Regions from separate parts of the Homo sapiens genome. Here region 1 is linked to region 2. A link is an interaction called in ENCODE POLR2A ChIA-PET data of the cell type or tissue named here. Cell type or tissue: MCF 10A. All regions are shown on one strand. Links, peaks and the distances in the headings refer to the core of each region. The heading gives the core; the rest is flanking DNA.

What was found. ChIA-PET counts read pairs that join two places held together with the same protein. Peaks named below come from ENCODE experiments on the same cell type or tissue, not always from the same donor. Only the 100,000 strongest peaks of a DNase experiment are listed, where the experiment ranks them.
Region 1: POLR2A ChIA-PET joins it to region 2 with 5 read pairs; 1 of 35 experiments calls an interaction of 5 or more read pairs at or near these places.

Annotation. Positions count from the first base shown.
Region 1 is chr11:57,070,782-57,075,849 of GRCh38, forward strand. All of the region lies in intron 6 of LOC105369309 (a long non-coding RNA gene), which reads right to left. Among named protein-coding and RNA genes, the nearest start is that of OR5AK2, 84 kb to the left of the region's middle. In MCF 10A, for the core only: no CTCF peak of the experiment used is centred there; DNase peaks (open chromatin) are centred at 1,230 and 2,030.
Region 2 is chr11:57,276,106-57,281,173 of GRCh38, forward strand. LOC107984364 (a long non-coding RNA gene) reads right to left here and starts at 220. Exons shown (of 3, transcript XR_001748067.3): 1 at 185-220. In MCF 10A, for the core only: a CTCF peak has its summit at 1,931 (motif pointing left); DNase peaks (open chromatin) are centred at 1,916, 2,226, 3,196, 3,766 and 1 weaker place.

The DNA.
Region 1 (5,068 bases), core at 468-4,467, 210 kb before region 2:
AGAGTTAATACCCAGAATATAGAATATATAAAAAACTCAACTCAATAGCAGAGGAAACAAATAACACAATTAAAAATGGGGAAAGAATCTAAATAGACATTTATCAAAAGAAGACATACAAATGGTTAACAGATATATGAAAAAAATGCTCCATATTGCTAAGCAACAAATGCAAATCAAAATGCAAATTACAAGAATAATGAGATATCATCTTGCTCCTGTCAGAATGGCTATTATCAAAAAGATAAACAAACAATAGTAAGTGTTGGCAAAGATGTGGAGAAAAGGGAACACTTGCATACTGTTCGTGGGAATATAGTTTAGTATAGTCATTATGGAAAACACTATGGATGTTCCTCAAAAAATTAAAAATAGAACTACCATGTGATTCAGCAACCTCACTACTGGGTATATATACAAAGGAAATAAAATCATATATTAAAGAGATAACTCCACTTCCATGTTTATTGCAGCCTTATTCACAATAGCCAAGATATGGAATCAAACTAAGGGTCCATTAATGAATGAATGGATAAGGAAGATGTGGTATATACACACAATGGAATACTATTGAGCCATACAAAAGAAGGAAATCCTTTTAACTGAGATAAACTGGATAAACCTGGAAGACATTGTGTTAAGCAAAATAAGCCAGGCCCAGAAAAACAAACCCCACGTGATTTCACTTATATGTAGAAACTAAAAAAAGTTGATCTTACAGAAATAGAGAGTAGAAAGGTGGTTACCAGAGACTGAGGCAGTTATAGGGAAGATTGGTTGAAGAGGTATGGGTCAATGGATACAAACTTACAGTTAGGAGGAATAATTTCAAGAGATCTATTGTACAGCACTGTGATTATAATTAATGATAATATATTGTATTCTTGAAAAAAAGCTAAAAGAGTGGATAGTAAGTGTTCTCACCACAAATGATAACTATGTAAGGCAATACATATGTTAATCGCTATATTTAACCATTCTACAATGTTTACATACTTCAAAACATCATGTTGTATGCAATAAATACATACAATTGTATCTGTTAAGTTACAAAATAAATAAATTTGTAAAAAACAGTATCAATGACTCAGGCTGGCCATTTTACACAATCTATTTTGGTGAATTCCTAGTCCTTGAAAACACTTATTATTCCTCTTATTTACTAACTTTAATATGAGTCAACATTCTCCCTTGCTAAGGGAAGTGAGCCTTGCAAACACTTTCTGGAATTCATGTTTGTCCTAAAAGTGGAAGTGAAATCCAAATTTGGAACTTGTGTTCCAGGAATGACTGATCATTTCTACCCATCACCCCTCCCTAACCACTCCAGCCCTGTGAGGATAACACCTATGGCCTGAACATAGCCAAAATGTTGCTATCTTTTATCAGTTTGTTCAGGCTGCCATAACAAAGTACCACACACTGGGTGCTTAAACAAGAGAAATGTATCGTCTCACAGTTCTGGAGGCTGAATGTCTGAAAGCAAGGTGTTGGAGGATTGGTTCTTTCTGAGGGCTGTGAGGAAAGAACCTGGTTCAGGTCTCTCTCCTTGGCTTATAGACAACCATCTTCATGTCCACATGGTGTTTTCTCTGTATGTGTGTCAGTCTCCAAGTTTCTTTTTTATAAAGACATCAGTCACATGGCATTTAGGGCTCACCTTAAACACCTTATCTTAACTTGATTACCTCTGTAAAGACTTTACCTCCAAACAAGGTCATATTCTGAAGTACCGGGGTTTAGGACCTTAACATAAGAATTTTTCCAGGGACATAATTCAACTCATAATACTATCTGAGGTAAAGGCTGTCAACTGTTCAGAACACTAAAGAATCTTTTAGACATCTTGACCTAAGGCAAACCCAGATCAATCCTTTATTCCCTCTCTCTCTTAATGGGTGAGTCTCTGGGTGATGATCTGGGCCTGTTGTGGTATGTCAGACTTATTGGAATCACATTTTCTCCTGGCAAGAATGCCTCTTAAACCCTTCAGAAAGAAGTATGCTCTGGCTAATGAGTCATGACTGGAGAAACAGAGAGAACTGAGCTCCAACAAATTCTCAAGGATATGACTCAAATATAAGGAAGATTATAAGAAGGCCAGAAACTGTTCTTATGAAAACATCAGTTTCAAGTTTAACTACAGCTTCCCATGGCACCAAGCCTGAAATCTAAAATTTCATAATAGTAAATAATGGTGATGACTATAGCAAACATTTATTAAGCATTTAGTAAATGCCTGAAATAGGTGCTTTACATACATGATATTATTAAATCCTCACAGGCACTATATGAAGTTCATACTTTCAATTAAATCTGATATGTAAGTAAAGAGCCTAGTACAGACTCCAACACATAGTAGGTACTCAATCGAGAGCTAACATTTATCCTCATTTTACAGGTAAGAAAACTGAATATCAGAGATACCTAAGATTGTGCTGGTAGTGAGAGGTAAAGCCTATATTTGAATCTAGGCATCTTAGACTCTAAAGCTTGCGATCTTATCTACTGACTACACAACTACACCGCATCCCATTCCTATCCATGTGCCACAGAAGTCCAAGATTATATAAAGCTCCAGAACCATCCATCTTGTCCTCTGCCCTTTCTGAGTCACTGGAGCCTTTTATGTCTGCCCCATTTTGTCTCCAGACCTTGAAAATTACTTTCTCAGGATTCAAGTAAGATTTCAGAAATAGGACTCAAGACCTTCCTCTTTTTCCAGGATTCCTTCTCCCCAGATAGTTCCAGAAACTCTTTATAAGCCACAAGGAATGGTCCCAGCTGTCTTTCATGAACTCAGGTGTCCCTTGGCCACCTGTTTCCCAAGAGTTAAGTGTTTTCTGAAAGGAGATTATCCCCCAGCTCAGAGAAACCCAACTAGCTACCTCAGCTGCATCTATTCCACATTTTCCAGCAACCAGCAGTCCTGAGGGGCTGCAGACCCCAACCCAGTGATTGCTCCACATGTCCATTTACCTGAGTTCATGAATCTACAGCCAGCATGTTCCTGGGTTCCTCAGAGCTCATTTGTTTGGGGTTTCTTCAGGCTGAGAGCCATCTCAGCCAGGCTTCTTCAATCAAGAGGTCAAGAGCATACTGTGGCCTTACTCCCTCCCACCATTGCCCCCAGCAATTTCAGTCATCAACAGAAGAGACAATGTGGCCACCCTAACAAAACATGTGAAACTTTTCAGGTGCATGTTCTTTACCTTGACATCAACTGGTGAATGTGCCACGTCAAACCTCAAGATGTTCCAACAAATTAGAATCCAGTGATTAAGGAAGGGTCCTCTACTTGGTTAGTTTCCAAATCAAAAGACCTCCTTCAACTCACAATAAAATAACTATTTTATTTCCTTCATTTCTGCACCAAAGATATATAGAGTGCCCGAAGTATGCAAAGTGTTTTTACATGCATTACCTGACCCTTGTAGCAATTCTATGAATCTACTGTGTATCATTGGCCCCTTTTAAAGATGAGGAAAATGATTCTCAAGCTAGTCGAATGGCTTTCCCAAGACCTCTGAGCCAGAGAATCATAAGCCAAATTAGGCATTCAGGGTGTTTTTTTCATATCATTCTGTTTTCTTTCCACTACCCTGCATTGCATCTCTGATTCTCAATATTCTCTTTCAACTCTGTCTGTATCATAAATTCTTACCTGGCACTCCCTACACAATTTTCAAAAATTAATTTCTTCAACAAATGATTTTGGGATGGATGCTCTGTGCCACATTCTAGGCTAGGTATGGGCACAAAATTGAGCAAGACAAACATAACTTTTTTCTTCATGGGGCTTACAGTCCAGCAGATTAGCTGGAGGTGCCAAAAGCAGTGTACCAAAGGGAGTACTCAAAAATAGAGAATAAAAGACCTTTTATATGAAAAGTAAAAGGAAGTCAGAGTTTAATTCTTGTAAGTATCTATTAGGAAGACTCTTAGGTGCCCAAAAAGGTGATTCAAAAGGCTAAAGTGAGCCATTTTAAAAGAGTTCACCAAGCCTGCTTTCTGCAGCAACTGAGTAACTATGAGATGATTAGCTCATTTGGAGGACATTTTTATCTTCCCTTTTAAATGTGAAATTCTCAGACTAAGCCAGATATAGCTACTGTTAGGGTCAATGTTTTTATAACAACTTATTCATAGCTACAGTAAAGGCCAGAGCCAGTCTGATTAATGCAGCTAAACCACTGTCTACACTGAGGAGGAGGCCCCAGACCCAAATCAGTTGTCTGGGCCTCTTGTCAACCAGTCCAGTCACTAAATCTCATAGGGCCTTCGTGTCCTCATCTATAACACAGAGGCTGTAATAACCTATCAAAAATGATTGTTAAGAGGATTCTTTGGGAAAATATACTCAAAAATGCTATGAAAATTCTTAGTATAGAGTGAAGAGCCATCTAGGTTGTAAGATGAAAGCCATAGACTGAGGATGGTAAAACCCCAAGGTAGAAGGATTCTCAGCAACACAGTGGACTCTCAACTACCCATGCCCAGAGATGGGGGTAAAGTTCTATGTCTTTGAACCACTGTTAGTGTGGCTTTGTTGTAGTAGCTGAGCCTGTATCTCAATCCATGGAGATGTTAACTAGACTAAAGAATAAAGTAAATCAGCTGTATCTCTAGCAGAACCATGTTCACAAATATATTTCCTTAGAGAATTTCTTTCTCTAATCATTTACCTATAGATTATTTTACTATTGAAAGATGTGTATGTGTGTAAATTTTTTTGCAGGAATGTTCTCACGAGGAATTGGCAGCCTGAGGGGTTCTGTTTTCCTTTACCTTTTTGTGAAAGAGATAGACTCAGAAAAGGAACTGGATTTGACAAAACACAATCTGCTCTCAATTTTCAGCGTCCCACCTGTGGTCATTAAAATTAATAAGCCCAAAATTAAGAAGTGCACAACTTGAGCCACTGTGATTATTTTCTTGGAGCCATGGGAGTCAGGAACAACCCTGGGGTGTTTGGTAGGAGTTTTTTTGGAAGGAATGGAAAACTCTACTTTTAAATACCTAAAAAGAGAAAGGAAATAAAGCTTTCCTTAGATAGAGTAAGAAAAAA
Region 2 (5,068 bases), core at 382-4,381:
GGATGAATTGGTTCTGAGTGCCCTCAGAACACTCTATCTCCTCTTCTCATATTTACCACCCTAGGCTCCAGATTACTGTAAATATAGAAAGCCCTTTTTCTTGTCCTGAAATCAGTTTCCCAGCCCTCTGTTATTATAACAATGACTGACATTTAACATGGTTAATTCTTATCCAGGCACTTACCCTGAGCTAAGTACTCATTCAATCTCCACAATTCCATTGTCTGGATGCTGTTATTGTCTACAGTTTACAGTGAAGGAAACCAAGGCTCAGAGACAGGAACTTGTCCAAGGCACATAGCCAGTCAATGGCAGAGCCACAACTCAAAGTGTGTGACCTTAGCCACTATCTTCTAGGGCCCTATGAACACGAACCTCAGCCCTGTCTACACCAATTTTCTCCTTCTCCCTTGAACATGTCATATCTTTATTCATGGAATAAGGTCTTCCTCCTCACCTCTTTGTAGACTCATATCAAGGAATACATTCATCAAAGTAACACTAAGTTACACTCTGAACAAATAAACCCTCAAATTTCAGTAGCTTATCACAACCAAGATTTATGTCCTACTCATGTTATGGACTAATGTGGGGCAAGTGGCCCTCTTCCATCTGATAGCAGGCCTCTAACAGGGGAAGGGAGAAGTGGAAGAGGAGCACTGGCTCTTTGCTGCCTCAGCCTAAAGGGAACACATGTCACTCCTGCTCACATTTCACTCACCCAACTAATTAGTGTGTGGACATTTGGCGAACATATCCCATCTCTGCCACAAAGAACCATACACTCCTGCCAGGGGTCATGCAGAAGATAAAGGCTCAGCCAGCCCAGTCAGTACAAATTCGGAGGGTGGGGGAGGAAAAAAGAGCCAAGATTCAAGCTGGTGGCTGGGGAGTGGAGAGAGATGGATAGGATTCCAGAATTAACCAGGTACAAAGCACCCAACACTTGGGTGGTACCCCATGTCTATTGTCTTGAATATTGCTCACAAGTAAGCCAACCCTAAGCTTCTTGGCTAAGACTCAGAACTCTTGTTATCTAAGTTTATGGCTGTTAATTACAGGATTTGACCTGAATTAACTGAACAATGCAGTAAGAATAACAATCCCTGACTTTTCAAATTTTAGATTTTCCAAATCATACAGCAATCATCTCATTTGACCCTCACAATAACCCTATGACGTGGGTATGCTATCTCTACCTCTATTGTGCAATAAGGAAATTTAGAGAAGGATGATGTAATTGACCAAAGTCGCTCAAAACCTGTGCGTGCTGCAATACATCTCAGTGCCAGTTTTCTAACACATGCTAGGGGCTCTTTCTTCTACAGTTCAGCTGTGTCTCATGCAAATTTCTATGGAAATCGACAATGTGAAAATGAACATCCATAGGATTTGAATTCAAAAGCTTGGGTGCTCTGTGCACCAAGAGGGAGTTGTTTAAGCATACAGGTGTTGAAGTCAGATGGCCTGGGTTTTAATCCCAGTTCTGCCACCTGCTAGCTGGGTGATAGCTGGCAAGTTAATCTACCTGCGCTCACTTTCCTTATTTGGAAAATAACGATCCACTGTACCTAACCCATAAGATTATGGTGAGGATTAATGAGACAAGGAATATAAAATTCTTAGCACAATGCCTGGCTCAACATTAGAACTTAATAAACACTGAATGATGCTGCCAAGATCTTTCTGGGAGACAAAAAGATGCCACTATTCCTTCCTTCCTCCCTCAGGGCATGATCGTGTCTCACTACATGACACTCTTGGCTTCAGCTGGAGAACAAACGGACCACCTAACCCGGCTTCACGTGCAACTGCCAGCGAGAAGAGAATGTTCTTTTCTTTGTCTGAGATTCGGCACTGGTCCCTGCCGCCAATCCCAGGTCTTCGTCTCAGATTTGCTGCCACCCAGAGGCCATTTCATGCCATGCCAGGATGACTCTCCAAAGTATTCCTTGGGACAGTGGTTTTCAAAAGAAAGTGGGACGTGGGGGCAGGGAAGGAAAAGGAAAACATATCCAACTCTTGGAGGCAGGCGAGACTGTGGGGGTTGAAACAATCCCGCAGGGGATCCTGGCGTGCCCTCCACTCTATTCACTTGAGGTTGTCTGATTTCGGTGAAGCCAAAAAGAGAGAAAAGGGGAAAGGGAGTCAAAAGGATCCTGTCTGTCTTCACCAGCACTAGGAATACATGTCAGCTGGTGCTTTCAAGGGGTGTCAGCTCCACCTCGTGGAATGAGAGCCAGTGATTTGTTTCTGATGCAATTCTTCAGCCAGTAAACACAGGAACAAGGAAGTTATGACATGACCTTTCTAAAGATCCTTAAAAATACCCCAGCCAAAGGGACTAGTATGGAGAATATGTAAAGAATCCTTGCAACCTGGCAGAGCACTGTGGCTCATGCCTGTAATCTCAGTACTTTGGGAGGACAAGGTAGGAGGATCACTTGAGCCCAGGAATTCAAGACCCGCCTGGGCAACATAGTGAGACCTCATCTCTACAAAAAAAAAAAAAGAACTTTTACAACCTAATCATCAAAAGACAAATCAGCAAAAGGTTTTGTATTAGTCCATTCTCACATTGCTATAAAGAAATACCTGAGACAGGATAATTTATAAAGAAAAGAGGCTTAATTGGCTCATGGTTCTCCCGGCTACACAGGAAGCATAGCAGCTTCTGGGGAAGCCTCAGGGAGCTTTCAATGATGGCAGAAGGCAAAGGGGGAGCAAACAACTCATATGGCCAGAGCAGGAGGAAGAGAGAGAGTGGGGAGGTGCTACACACATTTAAACAAGATCTCGCGATAACTCACTCACTATCAGGAGAACAGCACCGAGGGAGTGGTGCTAACCCATTCATGAGAATTTGGCCCCGTGATTCAATTACCTCCCACCAGGCCCCACCTCCAACACTGGGGATTACAATTCTATATGACGTTTGGTGGGAGCACAGATCCAAACCATATCAGGTCCGAATAGACATTTTTTAAAAACCAATAAGCACATGGAAAGGTGATCAACATGATCAGCCATCAGGGACATGCAAAGCAAAATGATAAAGACGTGACCTCATACGCACTAGGTGAGCTAAAATCAAAAAGACAGGTGTTGGTGAGGATGTGAAGAAACCAGAACCCTCACACACTTCCAGGGGGTGGTGGGGAGAATGGAAAATGGATGCAACTTCTTGAAAAACAGCCTGGAGGCTTCCCAAAAGTTATAGAGTTACAGTATGACTCAACAATTCCACTCCTAGTTACATATATCCAAGAGATGAAAACATATATCCACACAAAAACATGCACACCAGTTCCCATAAAAGCATCATTCGTAACAGCCAAGAAGTGAAAACAACCCAAATATGCACCAAATAAGATGTCTATAGTCGGCAGGGCAAGGTGGCTCACGCCTGTAATTCCAGCACTTTGAGAGGCGGAGGCGGGCTGGTCATTTGAGGTCAGGAGTTCAAGACCAGCCTGGCCAACATGGTGAAACTCATCTCTACTAAAAATACAAAAAAATTACCAGGCATGGTGGCACAAGCCTGTAATCCCAGCTATCAGGAGGCTGAGGCAGGAGAATCAATTGAACCTGGGAGGCAGATGTTGCAGTGAGCTGAGATTGCACCACTGCACTCCAGCCTGGGCAACAGAAGGAGACTCTGTCTCAAAAAAAAAAAAAAAAAAAAAAAAAGATGTCTATAGTCATACAATGGAATGTTATTTGGCAATAAAAAGGAATGAAGAACCAACACATGCTATAACATGGAGGAACCTTGAAAACATTATGCTAAGTGAAAGAAGCAGTCACAAAGAACCACATATTTCATAATTCTGCTTATATGAAATGAAATGAAATGTCCAGAATAGGCAAGTCTATAGAGACAGAAAGTAGATTTGCAGTTCCCTAGGGCTGGTGCAGGTGTGAGGCTGGGGGTGGGGGCAGACAATTATGGCTAAGGGGTACAAGGTGTCTTTATGGGCTGATAAAAATGTTCTTAAGTTGCTTGTGATGATGGTTGCGCAACTCTGAATATACTAAATGCCATTGGATTGTACACTTTAAATGGGTGACTTATATGGCAGGTAAATTATTTATCAATAAATCTGTTAAAAAAGTAAAATAAACCAAGCTCTTCTTTGTACATCTGCTTGAGGCAAGGGCTGTTTCCAAGCCCCTGTATTCCCAACAGTATGAATCACAGAAGGAAAACAAAATCAGGACCTCTGGAGGCTGGAGGCAGGAGAGTTGTGTTGTACTGCGACCCTCAGTGCCCAGAGGGCTCTTCAGTCCTGGCAGCAGCTCATTGCTAGTGGCCAGCATGGCCAGGCCCATTGGAGCTGGAGGATACACTGTAACCGGCTGACACCATGTACAAAGGAGAGTAACACAGCTCTACTACCACCAGGTATGGCTGTAAGGCCGGGTGTGGCATAAACTCTGCCAGGTCACACATGGGCTCCAGACCCACAGACACCTGCTCTAAAGACAGAGACAGAACAGAAGCAACATGAGCTTTGGCAACAGACAGACCCAAATTGGCACCACGTCCCTTCTATCTATCAGTTCTATGACCTCAGGCCTATACTCATCTTTTAAAAAATTCAATAATAATGCCTATCATGTAAGCTGCCCTCACTCTTCCCTTCCCCAGTTTGTTTTCTTTTGTTGGGCTAACATTTATTGAAGGCTTACTAGGTACTAAGCAAATGCTGTACAGGCATTAATATCTCTGTTAGTCTTCACTGCAATCCTGGACAAATCCAGAATGATTTCTTATTATGCCATTTTTAGATATGAAGGAACAGAGGTTCAAAGAAGTCAGACAACTTCTCCATTGTCACAAAGCTAACAAGTGGCAAAGCCACTATGCCCAAGTCATCATTTTAAGTATCATACTATACTCTATCCATATAGCAAGAGTGACATTTCATAAGTAGATAAAGAGCTTGACACAGAGTTGGGCCCTCAGAAAAGAGTCCTGAGAGCCAGGTGTATCAGTCTGTCCCCACACTGCTATAAAGAAATACCCGAGACTGGGTAATTTATAAAGGAAAGAGGTTTAATTGAC